Regions from separate parts of the Homo sapiens genome. Here region 1 is linked to region 2. A link is an interaction called in ENCODE POLR2A ChIA-PET data of the cell type or tissue named here. Cell type or tissue: PC-9. All regions are shown on one strand. Each heading gives the region's core, and the rest is flanking DNA. Links, peaks and the distances in the headings are about the cores only. Region 1 overlaps LPAR3 (lysophosphatidic acid receptor 3). Region 2 has its middle 22 kb from the start of SSX2IP.

Region 1 (4,398 bases), core at 140-4,139, 130 kb after region 2:
ATTCCCGAAACTCCATTTCCCATTTTTGTGATACATATTAAATCCTACTTAAAACACAGCATAATCATGAAAATTTGTATTTACTTAAGAGGTTTACAAGGACAACCGACGGCCCCTTATGACAATTAAGGTTTGCTTTACTCATTATTAAAAACATTTTGAAACAAAAAAACCCATTACAACTAAAAATCTGGACAGTCCCTGGATTAGGCTGTGGAGTTTGTCCTTTGGAGGAAAAGAAAAGTGAATGAAACCCCCATGAGAGTCTAGGAAATTCTCAGTGGTTCCTGTCAGTCTCCAAGCTTCTATGTCTATACTTTCAGGTCATTTAATGTTACAACTTCATGTTTTGAGATTAAAATCGACACCTTCTATTCAATGTTATACCAGAAAAACTAAAATAAATAAATAAACAAAATAGACATCTACAAGTCAAAGATTCCCTCTTCTATGGTAACTGCTTCTACCTGCACACCCCTCTCAATCAAACTCCCGTGTGTGGCTACACAAACACATATCCTCCATTCATACGGTAACACAGGTGAGGCTCCTGACAAATGTGATTTCACTCCTGACCAAAATTGTTAGCTTCAAAGCACCTGAGGCAGAGTGGTCTGCTCATAAGTCCTTCCCTGGACCCCAGCTCTGGCCAGACTTGAATGATATAAGGGTTGGCATATGATTCCAGTCTGGAGCAGCAGAGTCCATTCCCAGAAAATTTGCAAAAGAAAGAAAGAGAGACCTTGATATACACACTTAGGAGCTACTGGCTGCCATGTTCGGTACAACATAAGCAGAAGAAGCAGGACAGAAAAAAAAAAGTTTGTAGGGGAAGAATAAAATTAGCACATGGAGAGAAACTCAGATGAGAAGTGAAGAGAAAGAATTTCCTGAATAACACAGGGCTTTCCAACACCTAGTTCCAGGATGTTCCTTAGGCATGGTAATCTCCACACCCTTGGGTTGTATGAGACACTAGTGTTCCTCTCCTTTTTCACTTAAGCTGACGTGAGTTGGTTCTTGTTTTTGCAATCAGAAGTATAGTTAATACATTGAATGGACTTCTACATTTAAGTATAGGGCAAGAAATTGAAACACACAGTTCCTTCCAGATAAGTCATAACCACCACTATCGGATCAATCATTTGCTATAGTTCTAGAGTCCCAAACAAAAGAAATTCAGTCACTGGTCAAAAGCCAAAAGGTTTCCAGGGTTTGAAACAAACCTATAACGTATGGTTATGCAAGCTGAATTTTAATCATGCAAATGAATGAGCAGAAATCATTTTCCTTACATTGCCTTTAGCTCCATAAGTTATAGGTTTGAAAAGATGTTTTAAAAGAAATGCACTTAAGTAGATTAGTTTTCATTTTGATAAAATAAAAAGTATTAGTGCAAATTATAAACTTCATCAGTCTGCTTATTCATAGCACTCTTAAAAATTGTCTTCTGAAAAAATTTATCTGCTAAAGTACTTACAAGTAAGCACATTTTTTCTTTATGTAGGCAAATAAGGGTAGACTTGGGAGTTCTTTTCAGAAGTAGAAGATAATCATAACAGTCCTATGTTTGAATTTCAAGTTCAAGATCACATTTGGCATGGATTTCAAAGTCTTCCAGGGGTGCTGTTTTGTTCACAAGGAGGTTTTTCTTGTTTGAGCTCTCTTGCATAAGACTCTTGGAGGAGAGCAAAGAAGAAAAAAAAAGATTCCCTACATGTTGAGACATGGAAGAATTAGATTGCAGGAAATGAAAGCCACCCAATAAGCAGTGCTTCAGTCCCTGTAAGCATTCCGTCAAGGCAATTTCAATCCTCCCCTTAAAAGATGAGGTCTGAGAGGGGGAGGACCAAGTACTGAAGAGAAAGTGAGCTTCCGCCTTGGTCTTCATGCTGCTTAAAAGTCAATCAAGCCTGGGGTGGGGACAGGGCTGAGCCACAAGTGCAACGCCTGTGGAGGGTCTGGCCTGCAGAAAATCTAACTCCTGTCTTCACCTTCACATTTAAAACTCCATTTCTTCTTTTGTTCCTGTCCTCTTTTGCCCTCCACACAGCTATGCCTCATCTCCTGCTCTCAGGCCAATACTGGAATCCTGAGTAGGGGGTAGTAGTGTACTATTCTTAGACATCCAAGAAACTTCCCAGGCTTGGTAAGTGAAAGTTTCTCTTTGTGACCACCTTCCAACAAACCTCTTTTTTCAACTGTGATTTCTTCTCTCCAATGGTATTAAAACACATTTAATGAACTGGGTTCTTACAAGGCAAAGCAGCAGAAGAAGGACTTGCCAGTCATGAAAGTGTGTTGGTCTAGACTTTTCCAAGCTGGAGGTGCAGTGGGTCTATTCTGCACTGGTATAAGTTTCAACAAGGACAGTCTTGAGCTAGGGAGAGGGGTTGCGTGAAACGCCACACCTGCTGGGTGTTGGCAGAGACTCGCTGATGGATTTTACTGGTTAAAATACTACCCTATGCTAATAACATCACTTTTCTAAAGAGATCTAAGTGCTTCACAAGTTCATTTGCCCAAACATGGCATTCTATAAAGAAAGTAAGTAGCCCAATTATCCTCTCCGGTAAATCAAAAGTCAGTGCAGCTTTGGGGCTATTCCTGGAACCCATCAAGCTGGCTCCTTTCTCAGGCCTTTTGCATCTGCTGTTGCCAGCTCTACCTGGATGGGCTCTCCCAGGTGGCCAGTGGGCTCAGTCTACCCTGCATCTGGGTTTCTGTTTAAGAAGTCCATGACCACCCAGTCTAAAGCAGCCTCCCTACCTGCATCCTACCACCCTTATCTCTCTCCCCACTTTCTTACCAGAGGTCTTAACAATTCTTGACATTCTGTTCTAATTTATTTGTTGATGGATCACCTGCACTAGAATGTAAGCTTATGAAGCCAGGGACTTTGTCTTGCTCATCACTGTGTTCCCAGGGCCTAAACAGGGCCTGGCCCATTGCAGACCTCAGCAAATGTTATATGAATGAATGAATAAGAATGGTGGCCAAATATCTCAATTTCTAGCTTAACATGTGCTCACTGCCCTGTCAGCTTTAATTTACTCTTCTATGCTTCCTGCCCTTGGTTTGCTGACAGGCACTGACAGACAGCTAGATAGTTCTGGTCTTTTCAAATGTCTTGTGCTGCAGCAGAAATGTTTCATTTAGATGTGTGTGAATTATAAAAACCTGATGTTGATGGAAAGCATAAGGAGAAAGATTTACTGCACTGTTTGTGGGAGTGGAGATTGATGCAATCTGTTGAAGGACAATTTAGAGATAGCTTAACAAAATTTTAAACATGCATTTTCCTGACCTACTAATTCTTGAATAAATACAATTCACAAAAATAGACCCAGGAATGCTTGGAGATGTATATAAAACGACCCTCATTGCAGGGATATTTTAATGGCAAAAAATTAGAAATAGCTCATAAAATATCATCAATCAGTATGTAATACAATGTAGCCTTATATAGCCACTGAAGAGAATTAGACATATGTTTATACAGACATGAAAAAATATTCGTATGTTGTCAAGCATAAAAAGATGGGGAACTATTATGACTATTAAGAACACATTTCTGTACAAAAATCATTACTCTGTGAGTACTATACACACATACAACCCCGACCCCGCCACAGTCTTTTATTATTTGCAGGGAAAGTGTCTGCAAGCCAGCATATTAACCTGTTAACAGTGGTTCTAAAATCTCTAAAGAGAGAACTAAGGGGGACTTCCACTTTCTAAATCATATATTCTACAATGTGTACATTTTAGAAACAAGCAAATTACATCCACAATAACAAAAACAATTAAGATTTTAAACTTCATTTAAATTCTAGTGCCAAAGCACTTCAATATTTATAAAACTATTTAAATTCTGAGCTCTGGGCCCAATGTTCACATTAACAAATCTGGTAACTCCTCCAGGCTTTATTTATTCCTGATCCATAAAATGAGGCTAAAAGTGCTTTTCCTTCTACTGCTTAGGGTTATTGGATGGCTAAATAAAATCAATGGGAAGAACATTGAAAAGCATTTTTAAATCACTAAATTAATTCCAAGTGGCCATTATATACATTGTTTAAGCTTCTTGTTAGCATTCTACCTGTATTTCATTGACTCATAAGAATACACTCTAGGAGGGATTTGTGTTACGACTTTTACAGATGAGGAAACTGAGGTGTAGAGAAAACGAATTTCTTTCTTGGAAAGCAGAACTAGAATCAAACACTCAGACTTTATCCCACACTTTATTCCTCTTCCATCTCCCACACTACTCAGAGCAGGTAGGTATAAAGGCCCTGTAAACTATAAATCTGTCAAACATGAAAGGGACTAGGATTATAGTCAGGAGCAGTAATAAGCACCTTTTGAACTAGAAAAGAAAACTGCAGTGAAAAA
Region 2 (4,398 bases), core at 288-4,287:
GGCAGCATTAACATACTTGATAGTCCCACCAGAACCACATGGAGTAAAGGAGGAGCAGTTGAGGGACTAGTGCTGTTTCCAAAGTAAAAGGGAGGCAGGACAAAGGAAAACAACAGATGCACCTACTAAAGTTCCTAACATGGAATAGGAACCTGGAAAAGTGGGTGGCAGACGAAACCCGGAAGACATGATTGTAGTATATTTAGATTACAATGTATTTCATAACTAAAGTGGAGTTGGTGAAATAAACTAAAATGCCCTGTCCAATCATCTATAACGTTCATAAAATAATATTAAGCAAAGGCTCTATAAAGTAAAACTCAGGAAATGATAAAAGGAGTCTAAGTTTTATGTTCCAAATTGGCAACACATGAGACACCTACCCAAATCAGAACAATATGATTAATAATCTTTGCTTTTCATTTTTATAAGAAATAAACCTTTAAATTCACCTTCACACTTTCCTGAAAACCTAGTTTAGAAAATCAAACACACAAATGCGTTCAGTTATTCAAACAAGCATGGCCTTAAGAAGCAAAAATAAGCATTTGAAGTTTTTATCTATACAGAAAAGTTTTGCTATATCATTTATTTAGTGTAAGACTAATTGTTGATAATAAAATGTCTTTTTAAAAAAACTATGCATAAAAAGCAAAACAAACAAAATAAATAACACAGGAAACTCTGTAAACCCTGCTGAAGGTTTTGAGAGGCTAAGTTTTCAGAACTGCTGTTTGCATTTCTAAAATATGATGAACTATTTATAATCCCAACATTTCCAGAATTCAGCATATTTAAATGCTGCTAACTGACTTTACAAGCCAAGGGATTTAAGCTAGAACTGCAAGCAACATGGATAGAATAGTCAAACGCAGACCAGATGGCTCTTTAATGCAAGTGAAGTAGGCTGGTGGTAATGAAGTGTTATCTAAGGATTGGGAAAAAAAAAACAACCACACACTTCAAAAATATCTCTCTTATTCAAGAGTTTTGGTGCCTGAAACTCCACCTTTAGCAAATGGGGAAGGCAAAGGACATATGTTGCTTTTTGCCTGCCCAGCATCTATTCCTCCTACTGGTAACAAATCCAGTTTTGTTTTTCCTTAGGAAACTCCTTTCTCCAGCTCTTCTTCTCTTTTCTTTTTTCTTTTCTTTCTCTCTTTTTTTTTTTTTTTTTAAGAAACTATGTTGCCGAGGCTGGTCTTGACCTCCTGGCCTCAAACCATTCTCTCACTTTGGCCTCCTGAAGTGCTGGGATTACAGGCCTAAGTCACTGCATTTGGCCCTTCTAGCTTTTCTTGAAGCAATTAAGTGTAGTTAATTCTGATGCTAAATTTGGAAGTGGGCATCGTGAGAGGTAGTCTTGACCAATCAGAGAACTGCATCTTTCTGGCCTCAGCAAATGGTTAATGGACAGACATATAACCTGATGAGCTCCTGTTGTGGGATTATGGATGGAGGGACTGAGAAAGAGACAGTACTCCTTCCCTGGGAAAGCTAGCAGCAAGAGTGATATAAGCTTGGTTTGCCAGAGCTGTTCCGCCTTCTCCCCACCCACTCACTTAGACGAACCACTGTGGTGATGGGATTGGGGAACGCCTTTGTAGGCTTCTGCCTAGGCCTTAGAGTCAACCAACATGGCTCCCCAGTGACATTTTCTAGCTCTCTTAGATAACTAAGGATGATTCATTGACATCTGTAAAGCACTAACTTCCATGTTTTCCAAACAAATCCTAAAATACATGTTTCAGGAGAACCGTGTTACCCTATGTAAATGTGTGGTATTAATATTGCTGCTAATCCTCACACAAGAGGGAAAAAGAGATATCCATTTGTAAGGAATCACTGGAATTTCCTTATTTGTATCAGTCCTCTTGGAAAGAAGCTAAATGGATATTCATATTTTCCATTACAAAAGTAGAATATAAATACTGAATTTACTGTATATACAGTAAAGAAGTTCTGTATATTGGAAAGGTCTCAGAGTATTGTAATCAACAAGGACCTTTGAAACAAATCCATTTTGTTCCATCTTGGAAGTCTTCCATAGTGACTCACAAAGCCAACAGTGGGAAGAAAGGCATGGTAAGATTATTTCTCTGAGTTTATGTCTCTTCTCCCTCATTTCCAAATCTGGCAAGGTTCTAGAAGAAACCATCTACAGTGTGAGGGGAGGTGGCTTAACAGTGGGCCCATCTTATAAATGTTTAGGAGTAGAATGACACGAGTTTGTGCATATGTTTTGCTACTTCCGTTCCTACCTTCCCCCAAATCGCTTACTGTACACCTCCATTGAGACAGAGGATACTGTGTGACAGATAGTGCCCTAGGCCTCATGGATACAGCAACAAAAAAGACAGATAAAATTCTTATCTGGTGGAACTTATACTTTCTGTTGAATGCTACAGGGAGAAAACAAACAAATCAACCAACAAGGCAACTTCAGGTGGTGATCATAGTATGAAGAAAGTAAAATAAGGTGTGTGATAAAGAATGACGACCATGTGGGATACTTCAGGTAGGGTGGTCATTATAAAATTTCAGGGCAGAGCACTCCAGGTAGAGGGTACAGCAAGGGCAAAGGCCCAGAAGCCAGAACAAACTTGGCGTGTTCAGGGCATGGGAGAAGATCAGTGAGGGAGTATGTAGTGGTTTCCCATTGCTGCTCAAATCATCAGAAACTTAGTAGCTTAAGATAACACACATTTGGGCAGGGAGTGGTGGCTCACGCCTGTAATCCCAGCATCTATTCCTCCTTTGGGAGGCCGAGGTGGGTGGATCATGAGGTCAGGAGTTCAAGACCAGCCTGGCCAATATGGTGAAACCCTGTTTCTACTACAAATACAAAAATTAGCTGGGCGTGGCCAGGCGCGGTGGCTCACGCCTGTAATCCCAGCACTTTGGGAGGCTGAGGCGGGTGGATCACGAGGTCAGGAGATCAAGACCATCCTGGCTAACACGGTGAAACCCTGTCTCTACTAAAAAATACAAAAAATTAGCCAGGTGTGGTGGTGGGCGCCCGTAGTCCCAGCTACTTGGGAGGCTGAGGCAGGCGAATGGTGTGAACCTGGGAGACGGAGCTTGCAGTGAGCCGAGATTGCGCCACTGCACTCCAGCCTGGGCGACAGAGCAAGACTCCGTCTGAAGAAAAAAAAAAAAAAAAATTAGCTGGGCGTGGTAGAGTGTGCCTGTAATTCCAGCTACTCGGGAGACTGAGGCAGAGAATTGCTTGAACCTGATAGGTAGAGGTTGCAATGAGCTGAGATCGTGACACTGCACTCCAGCCTGGGTGACAGAGCAAGACTCTATCTCAAAATAAATAAATAAATAAATAAATAAATAAATAAATAAATAAAAATTTAAATATAACACACATTTATTATCTTACAGTTCTGGAAATCAGAAGTCCAAAATGGGTTTCCCTGGGCTGAATTCAAGGTGTCAGCAGGGCCATACTCCCTCCAGGGGCTCTAGGGAGAATCCCCTTTCTTGCCTTTCCTAGCATCTACAAGCCACCTGCATTCCTTGGCTTTGGCCCATTCCTCCATCATCAAAACCAGCAGTGTTGCAGCTTCAAATTTCTGTGACTGCCCCCTCTCTGCCCTCTTCTTTTCCTCAGAAAGACCCCTGTGGCTACACTGGGCCCATCCAGATAACCCAGGATAATCTCCCCACCTCAAGTTCCTTAATTTAAACAAATCTGCCCCTTTTGCCATGTAAAGTAACAGGTTCCAGGGATTAGAATGTGGACATTTTGGGGAGGCTATTATTCTAACTACCACAGAGTATGAAGGAGAAAAGTGGTGGGGAGTTTGAGCCTTAGTCGGCTAAGTGAGAGGGGAAGCCATCAGGGTAGAGACTTGATCTGCTATACATTTTTAACACAATCACTCTGAACGTAGTGTGGATAATGGAAGTAGTGATGCCAATGAGGGAGCAAGGAGACCAATTAGGAGGCTTTTGCTGCGGGTTCAAGGGAGAGATGATGGGGGCCTACCCTTTGGGAGAGCTGCTTGGCTTCTCTGTGGCTCAGAAGACTTATCATAAAATAAAGTTAATATTGCAGGGCAGTATTGAGTTAGCAACAATCCATGTAAAAGATTCAGTGTAGTACTTAATTCCAAATAGTCCTTAAGAAATGTAGCTATTATTTTTATTATGCTTTAAAAGTTAAGTTCTAATAAAGAATTTGAGCATTTAAGAAGTAGAAGAAATCTTCAGAATTAAGAAAATGAAACCCAGAGAGGAAAAGCAACTTGCCTAAGGATACCTCGTAGTTAGCAGACAGCGATCAAACAGAGCATCACAGACGAGTAAGGAGAAAGGGCCACTTTCTGTCCTTACAGTAACCAGGAAAGGAAATTCAGAGCTCAGCGGGAAGGGACTCAGGGAGGCTGA

The links. Peaks named below come from ENCODE experiments on the same cell type or tissue, not always from the same donor. Only the 100,000 strongest peaks of a DNase experiment are listed, where the experiment ranks them.
Region 1: POLR2A ChIA-PET joins it to region 2 with 7 read pairs; 2 of 35 experiments call an interaction of 5 or more read pairs at or near these places.

What each region holds. Positions count from the first base shown.
Region 1 is chr1:84,841,188-84,845,585 of GRCh38, forward strand. The region is part of intron 2 of LPAR3 (lysophosphatidic acid receptor 3); the gene reads right to left. Among named protein-coding and RNA genes, the nearest start is that of LPAR3, 50 kb to the right of the region's middle. In PC-9, for the core only: no CTCF peak of the experiment used is centred there; a DNase peak (open chromatin) is centred at 1,674.
Region 2 is chr1:84,710,420-84,714,817 of GRCh38, forward strand. No RefSeq gene overlaps it. Among named protein-coding and RNA genes, the nearest start is that of SSX2IP, 22 kb to the left of the region's middle. In PC-9, for the core only: no CTCF peak of the experiment used is centred there; no DNase peak of the experiment used is centred there.